Regions from separate parts of the Mus musculus genome. Here region 1 is linked to region 2. The links are chromatin loops, found by intact Hi-C in ENCODE. Cell type or tissue: left cerebral cortex. All regions are shown on one strand. Each heading gives the region's core, and the rest is flanking DNA. Links, peaks and the distances in the headings are about the cores only. Region 1 overlaps Lrrc6 (leucine rich repeat containing 6 (testis)). Region 2 overlaps Phf20l1 (PHD finger protein 20-like 1).

What was found. A loop is a pair of places that touch in the nucleus more often than their neighbours do. Peaks named below come from ENCODE experiments on the same cell type or tissue, not always from the same donor. Only the 100,000 strongest peaks of a DNase experiment are listed, where the experiment ranks them.
Region 1: a loop joins it to region 2, with 3 times the contacts of the local background. A loop is called at or near these places in 2 of 42 quality-filtered maps.

The regions. Positions count from the first base shown.
Region 1 is chr15:66,470,384-66,480,297 of GRCm38, forward strand. All of the region lies in intron 3 of Lrrc6 (leucine rich repeat containing 6 (testis)), which reads right to left. Among named protein-coding and RNA genes, the nearest start is that of Gm31006, 26 kb to the right of the region's middle. In left cerebral cortex, for the core only: a CTCF peak has its summit at 5,681 (motif pointing left); DNase peaks (open chromatin) are centred at 5,358, 5,718 and 6,176; H3K4me3 peaks cover 910 bases; H3K27ac peaks cover 2,535 bases.
Region 2 is chr15:66,587,739-66,597,652 of GRCm38, forward strand. It overlaps Phf20l1 (PHD finger protein 20-like 1), which reads left to right. Exons shown (of 21, transcript NM_001081409.1): 3 at 7,069-7,240; 4 at 7,377-7,461; 5 at 9,621-9,709. Among named protein-coding and RNA genes, the nearest start is that of Phf20l1, 15 kb to the left of the region's middle. In left cerebral cortex, for the core only: no CTCF peak of the experiment used is centred there; a DNase peak (open chromatin) is centred at 4,404.

The DNA.
Region 1 (9,914 bases), core at 776-8,775, 120 kb before region 2:
TTTCTCTGTTGTTTTCTGGTGGCCACATCAGCAAAATGACCTTGACTCAGATAGGTTCATAGCTCTGCAACCTTGTTCCATTTGGTGAGTGTTATCCTATTTCTCAAAAGTACATAGTGGAACTTAATTACTACATGATGGTTTTCCTTCCTCCATCACCTTTCCTTGGTCTCAAGTCTTGACTCCACCTTGTCCTGGGCAGGAGGTCTTTTAAATGGGCAGCTTATCAGTGGCTACGTCACTGATAAGAATGACATCCCTCCTCCCAAATTTTCTCCTAGATCTCTGTCTATGAAACCTACTATGAGCAGTGTAACTTTGGTTCTTACTAACTTTTACATCAAATATGAAAGTAATCTTCTAAACCCATTCAAAACAAGAACGTGTGGAAGGGAGAAAGAAGGAAAAGTAGATCAATGACAGAGAGAGCTCAACACCTTAATGTGCCACAAAGCAGGGAAGTATTCAGAAACTGAGAAAAGCACATGCTGACTAGTTGGTCTGTTTGTAAGAGCTGCTCTGGCCACGCCTGGAACAATGTGAACATCAAACTAAAAAGCAGACATAAGAAATAATGAGCAGATATGTGCAGAAGGTGAGGTTCTTGATTAAAGTTGAATATCATCCAACGAATGTGCAATAAATGGAACTGCAGGATCATTACTGACTATATTAAAAACTACTTAAATGTATGATAAGGGACAGGATGTTCACATGATTTCTTAATATAGTCCCATCAGTTGCTTATTAACTCAAATATAAAATTCGGGGAAATATAAAGTAGAATGACAAATTAGATACTGACTGTCCTTTGCTTCTTTTTGTGACGTTTAGATATTCTCTGATGTTTAAATTCTCTGTATGACTTTTGTCCTTTCTGATATTTTCTTGTAATGTGATTCAATACTTATAACTTATCTTCTTCTGTTATTATCTGAGCTCCCTGGACAGTGGGAAATTGTGTTTAAAACTGATTTGCTTATTACATACATGAAAGTCTTTAGCATAATGCAGAAGGATGCAAAAGGTTAAGACATGTTTGTGGAAGAAGGCAATGGCAGAAGAAAGAGAGGGAAGGGGTAAAGACACTGATGGACGTGGGGAAGGGGTAGTCATGATGGAGCAGGTTGGACACCAGAGAGATTTGTTAGTTGGCCAGATGAAAACTAAGGAAAACACAGCTTTCGAGATAATGGGTCAGCCAAGGAAAGGGAAGAACACTGACAAGGCTAAGTATAGATCAAAGTCTTTCAGAGCCACACAACTGTTACTAACTGTTAGATTGATGCCAAATTATATCCATGGTATAAAATATATTGGCACGAACATGAAACTAGCTTCATGCTTAGTGTGTGAAAGTGGGTAATTATGGATGTGGAGACATGAAGATCTGAATCCACATCCCCAGAACACACGTGAAGTCTGGGCACTACAGTACTCAATTATGATCCCATTACTGGAGATAGGGTAAAAATGGGTAGATCCTGGGGTCTCACTAGGCACCCAGTTCAATGTAAGACCTCATTTCAAATAGAGATATAGAGATAGAGATAAATGAGAAGAGAAGAGAAGAGAAGAGAAGAGAAGAGAAGAGAAGAGAAGAGAAGAGAAGAGAGGAGGGGAGGGGAGGGGAGGGGAGGGGAGGGGAGGGGAGGGGAGGGGAGGGGAGGGGAGGGGAGGGGAGGGGAGGGGAGGGGAAAAGAAGGAAAACACTGGATGCTTATGTTTTACCTCCACACAGGCACACATAGATGAACACTTGCACACATATACATGTGTATGCATGCACACACACACACACACACACACACACACACACAACTATGTAAAACTGGCTAACTAAACACAGTTTTATCTTTTCATCCCACTATTACCAAAGCATTAAGAATGAGGGTTATGGAAGCTATATCAGGACATGGGGACCTGATGTTCAAGGTGAAGAAACTAAGATTAAACCCTAAGATTTAAGATTTCGTGTGCTGTGGCAATGTTGGAAAAACAAGCAAGGTGAAGCGATAACAGAAGTGGTCTTAGAGAGTCGTTATTTCAAAAATTGCCAATATGACAATATCTGATATTTAATATATACAAATAGAAGAAAAATTTATGAAAATGACAGAAAACTAAGACACAGTTTCTGTGTTTTTCTCTGATCTCCTACTACAAGAGAAAATAGTCAACGTGTGCTAAATGCATCTGTTGAAATGCCACAGCAAAACTATTTTTACAACTACTGTATTTTAATGAAAACATTAAAGGACTGCGGAAACAGTGGGAGGGACCTGTGTTTCGAATCCCCAGGACCCATATACAAAGCTAGGCATCACCATGAATGCATGCCTGCAACCACAGTACTGGGGAGTGGAGACAAGAGGATTGTTTGGTCTTACTGGCCAGTTGGTCTAGTTAAAAAAAAAAAAAAAGAGTAAGCTCTAAATTCAATAAAAATGCCTTTCTCAATAAAGATCAACAGAGGAGAGCATTTGATGGTGTCCTTTGACCTCCAGTTACCCACATACATATATGAGTACACACATGAATATAACATATAACTGTGAAAAGATAGCAAAATTCTTTTACAGGCATAAAATGTGCTTATAACCTATATGGTAGTGCCTTATCTAATCCCAACACTGTGCCTATAAGAAAAAAAGATTATGATAACTGCTATTTAAGGTCAGATTGCTAATGGTGACACTTGGCTCTGTGATGTTGCTTTCATCACGGAAGCTGGCATCTAGTTCTGTTCCCTCTCCCTGTACCTGGTCTGATCTGAGAGACTTCCTAACTTATAGACTGCATCCATAATGAAGTAATCCTGACTGTCTCTGAGTATGGGATGCTCAGTAATGCATACACTGTACACATGAATGAAGTATGACATGGTACTTCTTAAGTATGTACAATTTTTATGTTCAAGTTGGAATGCAGAAAACATACACTAAGGCCTGCTCTGAGAACACTGGGATTCTCAGAGGCCAAATGAAAACTCTGGCTACAAGAATTCACTGACCTATCAGAGTTTTAGCTGATATAGAAGCAAGACAGGAACCATCAGCCATGTGCCCTGAAATTCTGACTTACAAAACCGTGGGACGGGATTGTCTATTGAGACATAGCTTCCTTTAGTTTGTTTCTTTGCCACATGAAGGAATTGGAACTCTAAAGTATATGAAGCAAGAGAGTACCAGTGTTCTCATAGCTTTTGAGTGGCTGAGTTGAGGCTTGAACTTAGATCTGCTTTCCTGAAAAGCATTTCTGAGCTGGCATATGAGAATCTCTGCCTGTGTTACTGCTTTACAAATTTCATTTTTATCCTCATCATCTTCATCACGATTGTCATCATTATCATCGTGACCATCATCTTCATCACCACCACAGCTGCCACCATCATCATCATCATGTTAAAGTTCTTAAGATAAAGCTCTTATGCAACACATATTTGGCTACCTAAATAACAGCATTTGTCACCACCAAGCCAGGAGTGGCCTAGGCTGGACTGAACTTGAATGCACAATGGTGGAAAGGGACAGTCTTTTTTAGGACAATAAATTTGGTTTGTTTTATCTTTAGGTTTAAACATGAATGTTCCATAATCTTGGTTTAGCAGTATATTTGTTTCTACATATTACATGTGTGTGTATTAAATCATATATTTTCAAGATTAAAGTCACCCATGGAAGGGTATGATTAAAATTGGATCAAAGAATAACTGAGCTGTCATGTAAAATTAACCTAGACTCTACTTAATAAACTAACATGAGTTTAAGGCTAAAAGTCCCAGCTCCAACAGCACCAAAAGTTTCTGATCAGCCCCTGGTCCCCAAACAATAGAGATGGATAATGGTGATGGGCACAGAGAGAGGGTTTCATCAATGGGGCTGTGTTGTAAGGGGCAAATGGAAAGAACCAGCAACTCCAAGTCTAACCTTAGGGTACTGCCAGAGCTTTAAATTTTAACAAGAAAATGGGATAAAGGGCAAGCGGAGAGTATAAGTAAATAGTCACGGTCAACATGAGCACTCGCTGGTCATGTTATGAGTTCTGATCTTCGAGGTGGTCTCAAGAAGTCCTGCTCGCCCAGGAGGACAAGCTCTTCGGCTGTCCTGGCCACTCAGACTCAACGCTATCATCCTAAGGACAAGGGTTCCTAGTCTATGGGACATAGCACATCTGGCTTCTGAATGCACGGGATGTGATGCTTGCCCACCAGGACAACTGTAAACGGAGCTCCCCAGGGAATGGATGCACTTGTATTGATTGCTGCTGCTTGACTGATTAGCACCTCGTGACTGTGGAGAGCTGGGATACTGTAGACACTAAGCCAGATTGCCTTCAGCTATCCTTAGTCCCTTCAGGGCCATTTAGCACTCACCTTCTGTGTCTGATCCAGTGTCCTTCCAACTACCAGGCAAAAACCTTCAGAATGTATGAAATTAGCAGATCATGAGCTTCCAGCAACTCGGATGCCAGACAGCATCAGAACCTGCAATGTGGTTCTCTCTGCTTTGCTGTAACCCACTGACCTAATTTCCCCATAACATATCTGGTACATGACTTTATGTAGTGACATGGGAGCTCATGGACACTTTCACTATAGACACATGATCTGGGGGACACATTCTAGGTTATTTATAGGCCCTGGCCCTCCTACTTGGCTCAGAATAAATAATCTCTTGCTACCTGCGAGGTGAGAACCATGCATTGTGCTGACACTAATATTACATTTACCTTGGGAAGCTCTGCAAAACATTTAATGCTATTTTTCTTTCATGTAAGAAAAGCCTGATTCACAAGATGCCAGCAAGATGAAAATGTCATGGTTTGGGGTTTTGCTATGGTTTTAAAAATGAAAATCTCAGGACTCTCTATGTGTTCATAATGGTTAAAACAAAAACAAGTTTTTACTTTGCTTAGATGTGGTCTAAATGTAAAAAATATTACACCGCGTTTTTCATGTCACAGATGAGCATGTCCCAAGGTGGCCAACCGTGACCAACCCTTCTCTGCCAAGGCAATCATTCTCTCCTCCACCCTTTGCTTTCTATCCTAAAAAAGACCATCAGTAGTAGACTGACCCATCTACTGGTCACAAACACTTAGTGCCCTTCCCTCCCCTCCAGGTTAGGGCAAGATTGTTCTAGGAGACGATCAGCAGGTACCTCATTCTACCCTGGTGAATCCTAAACGGAGAACAGAGAAGAGGGGGAAGAAAGAGAGAGACAGGTTTCTTTGTTTTGCTTTCCCCATCCTCCCCCTCCTCCTCTTTCTCCTCCTCCTCTTCTTCTTTGCCATCTAGGAAAAGAAGGGGGACGCCATTCCCTTTTTTAAGAAAAGTCTGAGATTTACTGTAGCAGATGGACTGAGTCATCCATCCATCTTCTTCTCTCACATCTAGCCCTTCAAATCAAACCAAAAGTACATGCATGCCAGCAAAAAAAGGGAAAAAAGAAAAAAAAAAGTAAAAAGAAAGAAAGAAAAAAGAGTCCCTTTTCTCTTTATGTTTCCCCTACACACTTCTAATCTTGATATGCATGTCCCCAAACTAGCCTGTACCCAGTTCCCCTTAGGGCTGGGAGGCACAGTACAGAAGGGAGCACCTGCCCAGACAAAGGTTAGAGGCACACAGCTGTGACTGTAGTTTGCAAAGTTCAAACCACAATAGCAACGATGTTGCCCTCTAGTGGTAAATTATCAGAACGTTTGTTAAAAGGGAAGTCCCCGACCAGCAAGAGCTTCTCAACAAAAACAAGCCCTGGATAGCCCAAAACAGGAAGGGGTGTCATTAACTTTCTGACAATTACATTAAAATGTATTACCATGAACTTAGTGCTGAGTGAATGCTGCCATTCCTTTTGGCCACAAGCTAACAGTGACAGAGCTGCCGTGTACACCAGTAGTGACTGACTACTCTTCTAAAACAGGAAGATAGTGATAGAGCTCTGAATCTCAGTGCTGATCCTGATTTGGGGCTTTGACGCTGGCAATTTCCAGGTTTTGAGGATAGAGATTCAAAAGGAACAATGTGTATTTATGACTGTGGGCTGTCACTGAGATTACTCTTTCTGCATGGGGAGGCAAAGAGACTAAAACCCCTGTCCCAAGTGAACCCCTCCCTGTTTTAGCTATTGACAGATGGGAGTTGGGTGGCAGAGCAGCTTGCCTGCCTCGGCTCCCCGCCCCTCACTCTGCAGCAAGGCTGACAGTCAACGCGCTCCACCCACTCACAGGGCACACAGCCCTGCCACACACAGGAGAGGTTGGCCAGGGAAACCACCTCACAGCTGTGAGCCCACACCAGCCACTGGACACACAAGACTCTCTGTGTTTACTGTGTGACACCAAACTAACCACCTCAATAAAATAGCCCCGAAGAGAGAGTGGCGATCAAGGAAAGGCATCCAGGGAATGGGAAAGATTAAAATCAGAGTTCTAACTGCATCAAAAAAAATATCATCCATGATATCATCCATCCAACAACAATCGCACCACAGAAAAGCAGCGATCGGTGCAGGAGGGAGTGAGAAGGTAGAAATTGTGGCCAAATCAGAGTTAATTGAAAATGAAATGAATTCTAGAATGAGAAAGAATTAACATAATTATTCTGGGATTTAAATCTGGTGCGATGTCTCAGACTGCAGAATAAAAAGACAGACTAGTTTAAATAGACATGCAGCTTAGGAGGCATGGAAGTTCCAATGAATATAACCACATCCAATTAATAGAGATGGGGTTATGAGAAAGAGGAATGATTTTAAAAAGACAATAAAGGAAGAAATGATATCTGAAAATAAGATAGGAGAAAAAAAGAAAAAAGGAAGTAGGGAGTAAGGAAAAATGTCAAGAATTCTTTATCTGGGAAACTTCAAAATATTTTTTTTTAACAAGTAAACAAAAACTGATGTTTTTGCCAACAGAAGATCTACCATACAGAAATACATTAAATGGCATCTTTGAGGTTGAAATGAAGACATGAAATGAAGATATGAAGATATTAGAATCAATGTATCAGCTGTTGTGGGTAGGGCTTTTGCAGTCACAGTGGTAAACTCCAGGGCTATAAGCCACTGGGTGGCTATTCAAGTGTCATTCAAGATACTCTGTCCTAACACACAGCCTGTTACCATACAGGGTTGGCAGTTGAGAAGCGTGGACAGGGCATACCAGGCAGTGTGGACCAGCAGTGCAGAGCACCAGAGTTGACCAGCAGTGTAGACTAGCAGTGCAGAGCAGCAGTGTGGACAAGCAGTGTGGGCCAGCAGTGTGGACCACCAGTATAGACCAGCAGTGTGGACCAGCAGTGCAGAGCAGCAGTGTGGACCAGCTGTGTAAACCAGCAGTGCGGACCAGTAGTGCAGAGCAGCAATGCAGACCAGCAGTGCAGACCAGCAGTGTGGACCAGCAGTGCAGAGCAGCAGTGTAGACTAGCAGTAGTGTTATGAAAAGTGACAAGAGCCACACCAAAGAATCCCTACACACACCTACCAAAGAATCAAGGACCCAAGTGCCCATGTTTAGGGCCTGTGAGGTCAAAGTCAGTGACATCCTGAAGAGACGGATGTTCAGAGGTAGAACATGTATCTGCAGTGATGTATCTTCGGCCCAGAAGGAGATAATGCAACAAAAAGTTAAAGTCATGAAAACACATGTGTTCATGATAGTTCTGATCCTTCCAAACCTGTTATTTAGCATCTTCAAATTCAAATATTACAAAAAGGATCCACAATAGAAGCAACTATGTGAGTAAATGCAAAAGTCATATAAACTCACTTTTTTTGTACTTTTCTCTCTGAGCTTATTTTTAAATGACTATAAAAATCAGTCATCATAAATCTGTACTGAGGGGTAAGTAATATATATATAAAGATATGGTTTGTGGTAACTACAGCAAAAGGGAAAGACAGCAGCATGAATACAATAGCAAGGTCTTGTCTACTGTTGAAATTAACTTAGCATTAACTGGATCTAGACTGTCCTAAAATAAGATACGAATTTTAATTCCTGTGATGCAACAAAGAGGGGAGGGGAAAGGGTGAATAGGGTCAGGTATGGGGAGGGCAGGAGAGAAGCCCAGAGGGCCAGAAGAATGAATGAAAATAAGCAGCCTCAGGGGATGGGATGTGGGAGGACCTTCTGGAAAGCACTAGAGACTAGAGAGGAGAGAGAAACAATCAGAGCTCTATGGAGGTCACTTAGCCAAAATGCCAACATTAGAGAGAAGGAACTCAAAGACTCCACCTCCAGTAGATAGACAAGTCTTCAAGTAGAGGGACTGGGTTACCAACTTATAGTCAAAATTTCTGACCTAGAATTTTTTTCCTGTCTAAAGTGGAAAATAGACTGAAGGATCCCAATTTGGGATCCATCTTAAGGGAGTGGACACTAAAGCCTGACACTACTACTGATGTTATGATGTTCATAGAGACAGGAGCCTGGCATGGCTGCTCCTCTACTGTCAGGAGCCATAATAGGACAAGCATATTACTAGCAGGAATCTTTCCTAAAACTAGCAGCTGACTGAGACAGATGCAGATACTTAGACCCAACCACTGAACTGAAGTCAGAACCCCTATGGTTGAATTAGGGGAAGGATTGAAGAAGCTGAAGGGTAGGGCAACCCCATAGAAAGACCATCAGTCTCAACTAACCCAGACCTCAGGGAACTCCCAGAGACTGAGCCACCAACCAGGAGCATGCATGGGCCAGACTGAGGCCCCTAGTACATATATAGCAGAGGTCTTCCTGGTCTGGCCTCAATGGAGATATGTGCTTAATCTTCAAGAGACTTGAGGCCCCAGGGAAGAGGGGAGGCCTAGTGGTGAGGGGAGCATTCTCTTGGAGGTGGGAGGGGGGAGAAATGGGATGAGGAACTGTGAAAAGGGGGACCAAAAGGGGTGGGTAATGACTGAAATGTAAATAAATAATGTAATTAAAAATAAAAAAGATGATTAAAAAATATATAGTGGGTGTTAGAAATCCAAACGTGGGTCCTTCTGTTTGAGGGCAAATACTTTACCCATTGAGCCATCAGCAAAAGAATTCTTGATAGCTAAAAAGGTGAAGCATCCATTCTGCGTGCCTATCAACCAACAAACACAAGATGTGGTGTCTCTATGGTGTGCAATATTATTTACCCATGAAAGGAAAGGACGTACTGAGACATCCTGCAGCGTGGAGGAGTCATTGTGCCTTAAAGGAGGAAGTCAGACACAAGAGACCACACTCGCTGCTGCTCCATTTGGATTGTGTTCAGAAATATGGGGAAACAAGGTGATCTCGAGCTGTCATTTGTGGGTAAGGAGGGGCACGAGTACAGTAAGTACCGAACAATATGGCATTTCTTTTTTTTTTTAACGATGAAAATGTTCTAGAACATACAAGTCTACCAAAACTGCTGGACTGTGCATTCACAGTGGTGAATTTTATGGTATGTAATTTATATTTCAGTTTTAAAGAGTGTTTCAACCATGATACATTTTTAGAAATTTTTGAGTGTCTTTTGATACAGTTTACATGGTAAATTTGAAATGGATTGGAGAAGATATGTGTGAAAAATTAAGATGTTGAAAGTAGAACGTAATACAAAATAAACCATATTTAGGAACTACAAGAGAAGAGATTGATGAAGTTTAGTGTATTAGAGAATAAAACATCTGCATACTAGTATCATAACTGAAATACACAGAAGAGTGGTGTATCAATGGAAAATATCTGTACCACATGACAATGGTTTAGTATCTAGAATGTATAAGAGTATACTTCCCAAAATGGCAAATCAATAGAAAAACTGGACAAAAGATAGGAAACACCTTAGAATTCACCTGAGGAGAAAGAACTTTTCACAAGCATAGCCAATATCGAAAGCAAACAGTGCTGAGTGGCTCAGTGCTCCTGAGTACATTTCAGTGTTGGGG
Region 2 (9,914 bases), core at 1,324-9,323:
TTCAAGTTTCTTTACTGCTATCCTTTAATACTTCCCTACCTTGTCCAAGGTGATAGCTTTTTGTGTGTAGTAGTATAATACCATCATCACCCTTCTTGCCATGGTTTTGATCTCTCTCTCTCTCTCTCTCTCTCTCTCTCTCTCTCTCTCTCATTTTTCTCAAATATAAACCTGTCCATTCCTAAATTACCAAAATTATAAATTTTATTACAAACATAAATAATATCATTAAAATATATAACCTGAAAACTTGTTGTATATATTTTGAAAGTACCTTTGCCAATTTGTTTACATGACATTTTCAAAAAACTTGATAGCATATTCTGATTGTATTTAGTGAGTTGTGGTTGTGAAGTATGTCCTTTGGATAATGTGCAAAAGATTCACAAGTCATGTAACAAACAAGATGACAAATCAGAATGAATTCCTTAAATACAGATAATGCTTGTTTTACTGATATTCTAAAATGATATTTTAAAAATTAATTCATCAGACAATATTTCTGGCATAGCTGCATGCCTGTTTTCTCATGCCACTGCTCTCCAGGGACAGTTAGTAGAGCACTGATAGTAGTAGTAGATTATCTTATCTTCCAGAAGATATTTGTCCATGGGCATCTCTTATGATAAATATGAATAATACTATAATCATATACTATTCAATAAATTTATAGAAATATCTATAATATAGAGTGATACTTATAAATGTATAATGTTATATAAGATTTGTGTTATATATTCTATATATTTAGTTATATGTTTATACACACACAAACTTACCTTTTATTTAAATACATAAGTAATACATATTATATATAATATGAGTACATATGGGAAAGGTATATTAGTCTAGAATAGGTAGAAACATAATAAAGTCTAAAAGTTCAATTCTGACTGGCTCTACTATTAGAAAAATTTGTTTCTCTGGCACTGATCTGCCCTGCTCTCCTCTCCCTTCCATATCCAGTGTCCAGGGTCTGCTTCCTAGAGTACTCATACTATTGAGCAGTGTGAGTGAAAGATGACAAGCTCTGAAGCCACAGCACCTGGGCTCAGGGCACACCCTTGAGCAACTTCTGAAAAACACCTTCCTGTGTATCTGCCTCCTTTTCCCCTGCCACGCCCTGCAGTGCTTCCCATACCTGATCAAGGGGCCAGGCTTCTCCTATCTCATACTCTGAGACCTGGTTCTTAACAGTTCTTTTGCCTCCTTATCCAAGACAGCTGCTGCTCTCTTAGTAAGTAAGCAAAAACAAGCAGAATTTCCCAGGGACAGTTAGTAGAGCACTGATAGGAGTAGTAGATTATCTTATCTTCCAGAAGGTATTTGTCCATGTGCCTCTCTTTAAAATCTAAGTCAATTTAGGAGTGCCTGTCTGAAGAAAAGTCATCTTCCTCTACACCAGAGATTAGTTTTCAACAAAGAAATTCCCCACCCTCTTGACTTAGTTGATAAGTTAAGACAATAATAAAGTGAGCAAATACAGTGATATATATTTGTATGTGTGTATACATGCATATATATATACACACACACACACACATAGTGAATATATATCTTATATAGCAAGTATAAGACAAAAATAAGATCCATGTGATCTAGGATAGGAATTCACCAGCAGTGATTTCTTTCTTAGACTGCTTGTGTTCCTGTGTTTTTCCAGCACTTGGGAGTCGATGCACTTGGGAACTGATATTGTTCAGGTGCAGCTAACTTTGACCAATGTCTTTAGCCAGTATCTGGTACTTACTGAATTACAGATTTAGTCTAGAATCTATGGGCACTGTTATTCTCTGAACAATTTTATACCAGTTGGAAACCTCAGTTATAAAATTACAGTATTTATTCAAGGCAGTGAAATTTCAAGAGTTTTGGGAAGATAAAATAATTTTTACTTTTACCAATGATGTTCCTGTGGTTGTAACTATAGCTTCAATTAAACTTGACTTTTTGAGGACTTAGACATGGAAAGGCTCAAGTACTAACCCTAAAGCCAATTAGTATTAGCAAAAAATGAGATAGCAAAAAATATTTTTCAGGTAGATCATTGATATACTTTTATATTTTCATTTATATTAGTCTAAATGCCTATAATTTATTTTAGAGTGAACATTTTTTTCTCCATTTATGGAAGTAGACTCTGTTTCCAGGCTTAAAAATAAAGGACTTAGGAAAAACAAGTTAACTCTGAGCAATACAAGCAGTTCATTCCTTTTCTAAGTCATTAAATCCCAGCAGACCAGAATCTCTGTACTTCATCCATTGTCTGCCTTTTGCTGTGGGATTATTTCAGGGAAGGTAGAGAGAGAATCTTTGTTACTTTTCAACAGCAGTTGATATGGGGCCAGAGAGCTTTCCATAGTATGTTGGCTTTGAGGAGTAATTTGCTTGGTGATCTGACATTCTCTTCCTTTCTTTCAGTTAAATCTTTTTATTTTTTTAGATTATCTTTCATCTGTTTTTACAGTCCAGTCATTATCCCTGTCCTGGTCTACCCTCGACAGTTCCTCATCCCATTCTTCCCCTCCCGCTCCTGTCTCCAAGAGGACGTCCCCACGCCTCCAACCCTCCGCAGCTCCCCACTTCATGGGGCCTCAAGTCTCTCAAGGGTTAGGTGTGTCTTCTCACTGAGGTGGGACCAGGCAGTCCTCTGCTGTATATATGTTGGGCGCCTCAGACTCACTCCTGCATGCTGACTAGTTGGTGACTCAGTCTCCGAGAAAGTTCGGGGGTCCAGGTTAGTTCTGTTGGTCTTCCAGTGGGGTTAACCTCCTCCTCAACTTCTTCCAGCCTTTTCCTAATTCACCTTCAGGGGTCCCCAGTTAAATCTTAAGATAGAACAGCTATGGAGATTCTCTGGCATCTTTCTGGCATCTTACCTGACACTATGGACTCTGAAATCCTAATCTCCCACTTAAATGTTTTCCTGAATCATTCATAAATGTCTGAGGCTGAGCCTAATCACTATTCTTTATTCTAACAGCTTTCTGTGATTCAGCCTCTAAAACAAAAACATTAACACCACATCTTCCAAATTTAGGGAGAAAAAAAAACTTATGTTCAATGCACAGTCAATTATAGTAAAGCATACGTAGCATATGAAAATAATACATTCTTTAAGATAGTCATTTGTGAATGTATTTGCTCAACAAATTTTTTTACACTGTATATGAAAACATATACCATTAGTTTGGGCCATCTGCTGGAACAGAGGAATTGTTTTGCTGTATAGAGCTATATGTGAATTGCCATATTGTAATGTGCATCATACATGCATTATGAAGATCTTATCATGCTTTTTCCTTCCCAAGGTGTAACCAGTGGCCCAATTAAATAGAAGTCCTGTGCTCTATAGAACAAAGGATCACTTCATTAGCTTGCTATTTCAAAGCTCTAAGTTTGAAACAAGCTAACATGCCCAGTTTAACGTCTCTCTGTTCTCCTTTATCTGCTGTGTAGTTTATCATGTTGTTAGGTCAAATGGAATATTACTTTTACCTTCAAGTGCCCTCAAGTCCTGGCAGGTCAATCTTGAGGACAGATTGCACATCTTGCTTTCCTTAATGACCTCACTCACTCTAGTTTCATCCAGATTCATAATATTTTTCAATAGTGTACCTTGTGTGTACATTGTAGCTGTACTCAGACTCTTAATCCTTGAAATATCCCACCAAGTTCCATGTGGACAGTGTCTCCAGGAACCTTCAATGAACTTCCCAGAATTACTTAAGCATGTGAAATGAGGTTTTCTATTCACTTAGAAATTTTTCTATGTGTGTTTTATTCATTCATACACACACACACACACACACACACACACACACACACACACACATATACTTTGCCCCACTTTTATGACATGCAGTGGAAACTTGTATCGGTCTCTGCTTCTGCTTTTGTGTGAAATATTTAGTCCTCATCTGTTAAAGCAGATTCTGTTATCCATAGCATGGACAGAGAACAAGATGCAGTGAATATAAGGAACAATCAATGTTTAGTTAGCAAAAAAAAAAAAAAGTCTGATACATAACAGTATTTCTCATCTACATCTCCTAACTGAGCTCAATGATGAAATGATAGAATTTAGAATTGTTTAAATCTACCAGCAGTGCCTGTCTGCTTTCTTTGTTCTCTCCTCTCTTTCCCTCCCCTTCCCTCTTCCTTTCTCCCCATTCATTTCCAAGTGCCATGGACCAAAACTGAGCCCTCATTCTTGCTAGGCAAACCCTCTGCCTCTAAGCTACCCCTTCAGTCCTACCTTTGACTTATTAGTTGTTCAAGTGCATATATGTTGGACATTCTTGATAATATTTCTGACACCTTTAACCATCAAATTTGACTAGTGAAACTTGTTAAAAATGAAATAGATTATCATCTTGTGCATTTGCATTTATTCTTGGCAGTAACCTAGGTATGCATATCATTCTCTAGGCATTTATGTAGAGACTCTAACATGCTGTAACTTACCCTGAAGAGGTTCCTCAAGATGTAATTTGTTCTGGCTGTTGCTTCAAGCATCCTTTCAGCCAACAGAATTTAAAATATTTTAGGAAAACCATAAGTTGCTTAAAAATAACAATCTAGATTTACATTATTTAAATTCATTCAGATTCTGATTTTTTTTATTTTACTGAATTGAATCATGTTATGAAAATAGATATATATTTGAATCTGTTACTGTGGACTCTTTTTACTTTAAAGAATGTTTTAAACATACAGAGTTCCATACATTTAGAATTTGAAAGAACCTAGAGAGCAAAGCCAAGAGCTTTGGATTTTTCTTAACATCTGAGTGATGTGATAGGTGAAATTAAAAGCTCTTACCTTTTGAAAGAGGTTTATCAGTTTTTGAACTTAATAGATATATTTCTTCATAGTGCTTCAGTGGCTAGTAATATTGAAAATATAGAGCAGCCTTGTTGAAAGTTTCTCTGTATGATATAATTTTCTATTTTAAAAATTAGAGCAACAAAATGTATCAAGGGGAAGACTACAGATAATGAACATTGTAGTTTTGATTTTATGTGGCTGAATAGGCATGTCTGCACAGAAGTCTGTTAATCTATGTTTTATTGGCTTGATGCTTTTCAGTAACAAAATGTTTCTTAACCCACTTCTCCCCTCAGACTAGGAAGTTAGATTAGAATGAGCCAACAGCCTTCATAGTTCTTAAGAAACATGAAGTCCGGCTGCCTTTAGCATTTACTTTCTTGCTGAATACTGCTCTAGTAGTTTCTGTGTGTTAGGGCTTTGCCAGGTGCTGAGGGCTATGATAAGGAACACAACTTAGGCACACCCAGAACTCATAGGCCTGAGCAGTATTCTAGCATCATGATCCTTAGCTATAAGTTGTCTCTAGACATGTTAAACATTTTGAGATAAAACAGGCTATATATTTCCTGTTTGATTAAGTCAAGTGCTTTATCTCCATTTGCTGAGAACAGCAAGAAGTCTTTAAGTAAGGGGCCTAATTTTGATCTAGTATTTCCCCAGCTTATTTGATGTTGGAAACCTTTTGAGACATATAAATGCCTCTGATGATCACTCATCAGCACTTAGTTTTGGAGTCTATCTAGAGAGAATTTAAACAATCAGAGTTCCATAAGGTCAATGGAAAAGGGAGTCCAGGAAGTCAGCTTAGATCATTACATGTTGGACAAAGCCTGAACAATGAGAATGAACAGGACAGGAAAGGCAGGTTAGGCAAGGCAAGAAGGACAGAAGCACGGATGGATTGAAAAACACGGATGTACGAGAAGAACTATGCAGTAGCTCAGTATCATACTACAAAATTAAGAAATCATCTCAGGAAAATTCAGTGTATTTAGATGTGTAAATGACTTTGAACAACATGACTGATCTATAAAAGAGATGGTAACATCAAAGTTGCATAATAGCTTTATGCTTAAAACTTTTAAAAATTCAACACAAAGCTTTGAATTTATTTTTAAAATAGAAAAATATGAGATAAGCAATTACAGCTGAATTATCTCCCATATGTGGCTATTGAGTTCATATGTTACTCATAAACAGTTCTGTCATCTGCAAACATGTTAATGCGGGAATAATGGAATAGTACACTCCTTATTAAATGTTTAAGTGAATTAATTTTTACTTTGAAATTATTCAAAGGATAACTAATCTACTTGTGAAGAAAAAGCAATCAAATATTTTAAAATTCACAATTTGGGGCTTTTCTTTCCTAGCATATGCTTACCATGGAAAAATAAAATGTTCTTAACACCATATAGAAAGGGATTTATAGTCTGGGGAAATCGATTGGTTGAAATGATAAAGTCTTGAGTTCTACTCCTAAAACCTGTGAAGCAAAAACTGGAGGTGGTATCTAGTGCTGTAGAGGTGGCTATAGGCACATGTTCAGTACTGACTGTCTAGCCAGCCTACCTTATCTGGCAAGCTCTACATGAATGGTATTTGAGGAATGAGAGCTGAGATTGTCTTCTTTCCTCAGTGTTAATGGATACACACAGGCATGCACATACAGAAATGAACATATACACAAAAGGGAATATGTTGAAGCATTTTAAAGCATAATTACATATACATATATATTTCTAAATTTTCATTTAACTTTTTACTTTGTATAGTATAAACATGGTATTTGAAGATTAATCTTCTATTCTGTTAGATATACCATTATTCATATAACTATAGAAAGTCTTCAGCTTTTCCAATCATATTTTTACAGAGTATCTATTTTACTGCAAATTATTTGTTGTGTATATATTTTCAGAATTGGGAGGATTAATAAGTAAGAAAGTAGGGATATCTTTACCATTTGACACATGCAGTGCATTAGTTTCTTAAACAGTATAGTGCTTTATATTTTGTATTCAGAATATATTAGAGAATTTATTTTCTCAAGTTCTGAGAAAAATCGCTTAAAATGACAATAGTAATGTGTATTTTATGTGTTCAGTAGTTTATGAGTATACTAACTTTTCTCAGTTTTAATGGTAAGTTGTACCCATTAAAATCTTTCTGCTTAATTTATATTTGACAACAGAAGGATTTTTTTTGATATGAAGCTTTTTAATTTTTTTTGAGGTATCCATCCCGAATTGAAAAAATTGATTATGAAGAAGGGAAGATGCTAGTCCATTTTGAGCGCTGGAGTCATCGATATGATGAGTGGATTTACTGGGACAGCAACAGGTTGCGACCCCTTGAGAGACCTGCACTAAGGAAAGAAGGGCTAAAGGATGAGGAAGAGCTCTTTGTAAGTAGGAATCTTTTCCCAGTTGTTCCTTTCATAAATAATGACATTTTAAAAGGATCCTGTCAAATTTAACAGCTTTTTTTGTTAATGAAATATTTATTATATTTGAAATTGATCTTAAAAGTTGTTTGAATAGGATTTTAAAGCTGGAGAAGAAGTACTGGCTCGTTGGACAGACTGTCGCTATTACCCTGCCAAGATTGAAGCAATTAACAAAGAAGGTATGCATTTGACATGACCTGAGACATAAATAGGACTGAGATTTAAATTTCCATTAAGGTATATAATTGTCTCATATAACTTTTTTCTTGTTTTATACTGTTCTGTGTGGATTTTCTGTTAGTACTCTCTATGGGAATATTTGTTAAATATTTCAGAGTGACATGACTCATGACTTCCCAGCCTGAATCAAAATACGAGGTGTGTTAGTAAGATTTCCCATGAACCTAAGAAATCTTTCAGACAGAATATTAATCTTCAAATACCATATTTATATAATAAACTTGACCACAACTTAACTGCCATTTTTAAAGAAACAAACGCTGCACACACTTAGTGACAGGTTCTTTGAAAGGGCATGTGATCTACTCAGGAGACACTTCAGTAAAGTTGTGAAAGACACATAAGCTAGTGGAAGAAGAGCCAGAAGGGCTTTGTTTGCAATGAAATAGTAGGGACATGGTTGGACAGAAGCAACAATCAGGACCTGAAAAACTTTAGAACCTTGCTAAAGGATTTGAATTTTGTTTGGAGGTGATGAAAGCAATGGAGAAAGTTTAAACTTTAGGTTCAAATTAAAAATAAGCTTGAAAGAAATAGAAGGTAAGATAGAAGGAACAAACATTTAAGAAGGATGTGTAAGGAATTCAATATGAAAAATAAATTACAGTAGTCTAACTGAGAACTATTCTATAAGGATTTCAGTCCCATATATGGTTGCAGTGATTTGGAGCTGCAGATGAGACTGTAGTGCCATTTCTAGTGTTTAGCCACTCACTGCAGGAAGAGGTGGGAGACCGCACTATACTGGGCATGCAGGTTGTTTCCCCCCTTTTCCTTTGGGTGCTTACACTTCTTTGAAGTGTAGTTCATGTCTTATTTGCTTAAGTCTTATACCCGTATAGAGCCTAACACAGAGTAAGTTAGTCAAGAGTGATGTGGGCAGAAAGAACTAACGATTATGTACTCTTGGGGGTTAAGATCCATCCCAAACCTAACACAGTAAAAGCACTCAGTGCTGTAGCTAAGCTCAGCTGAGTTGAGTATGGAACACGTTAGGACTTGCAATAATCCCTAAGCATGTGCTTATGTAGTTGTGTACACACACACATATGCACTGTACTCAAACCGCTGTCACTGTTTATCCTATTCTGTTTATCCACGGGTTTTAAAACAAAATTAAGTTTATATTAGTAGAAATGGGATGCTACTGAACTGTGGTTACTGCCATTTCTAGAGTAGTTCTAGGGAGTCTTTAGGAAATATTGATAGATTTTTTTTAACTCTCCTCGAGAAGTATTAATTTTGGTTTCTAAATGTCCCACATGGTAGGTAAGCCTGCCTCTTTCTTCAGGGGGAAAAAATGGGAATTGGGGAAACCCTCAGTTTATTGTAAAAGCAAAATGGAACTAACTAATGTGGACATTTAGATATTTGTGATACAGCTTATTCAGGTGACGATAAAGCAGTACAAATCTATGTACAAATCTACTTTCTAAAAATAAATATTTAGAAAGCAGGTTAACAGGATGACCTTTTACAAAATAATAGGTTCCCTCTTGAAGCTATGATTTCCCTAGGCATGAATGTTGACCATGATAACCGTATCAGGCCTGAGCCTGTGGAAGGGCCTCAAGTCTAATCAAGAGATCAACATGGGAGCATGTTGTCTTGCCACTATTGCACTTTAGTACACATTTGTACACTTTAGTACAAATGTAAATCTCACTGAGAAAATGATCTTTATCACATATCAGATCTTTCTCTCTGTTACCTACATTAAAAGTAACTTTTCAAGAGAGCCAATGATTGTTCCAGTAGAAATACTGTTTCTGTAAATAATGGCTTTATTTTTCTGAGATAATTCTAATATTTATGTCTTTTCACAATAAATTTCAAAATTCTTCAGTAAAAATCAAAGTTACATACAGCTAAGTTATCAGGACTTAATTTGTGTATACTTTAAGGAAAAAACTAGTTTAAAAGAGTTTAAACATGGAAAGAGAAAGTATCTTTAATAACTCAGGGGAATACATTCAGGAGACTGTGCCTGTGTTAGTGCAATCGCAAGGCATCATTTTACATTATACCACTATTGTTAGATTCCAAATGCTGCTATAATGTTGCATGATACTTTCTAATCTGATTGCTCCTATTTCAGGAACATTCACAGTTCAGTTTTATGATGGCGTAATCCGTTGTTTAAAAAGAATGCACATTAAAGCCATGCCTGAGGATGCTAAGGGGCAGGTAAGAGTATTCAGTATTCCTGGCTACTGAAGGGATGTCTTCCTGAATGGTATTTGATCAACATACATATTGATGCATTTTTAAATGAACTAATTGTAGGGTTATGTGCTGAGAGCCCCAAATAGCAGCAAGAAAGAGAAGCATAGTATGTAAAATAAATTATACACTTGATTTTTGCTTCTTTGGTTTTAGACCTGCTAAAGTT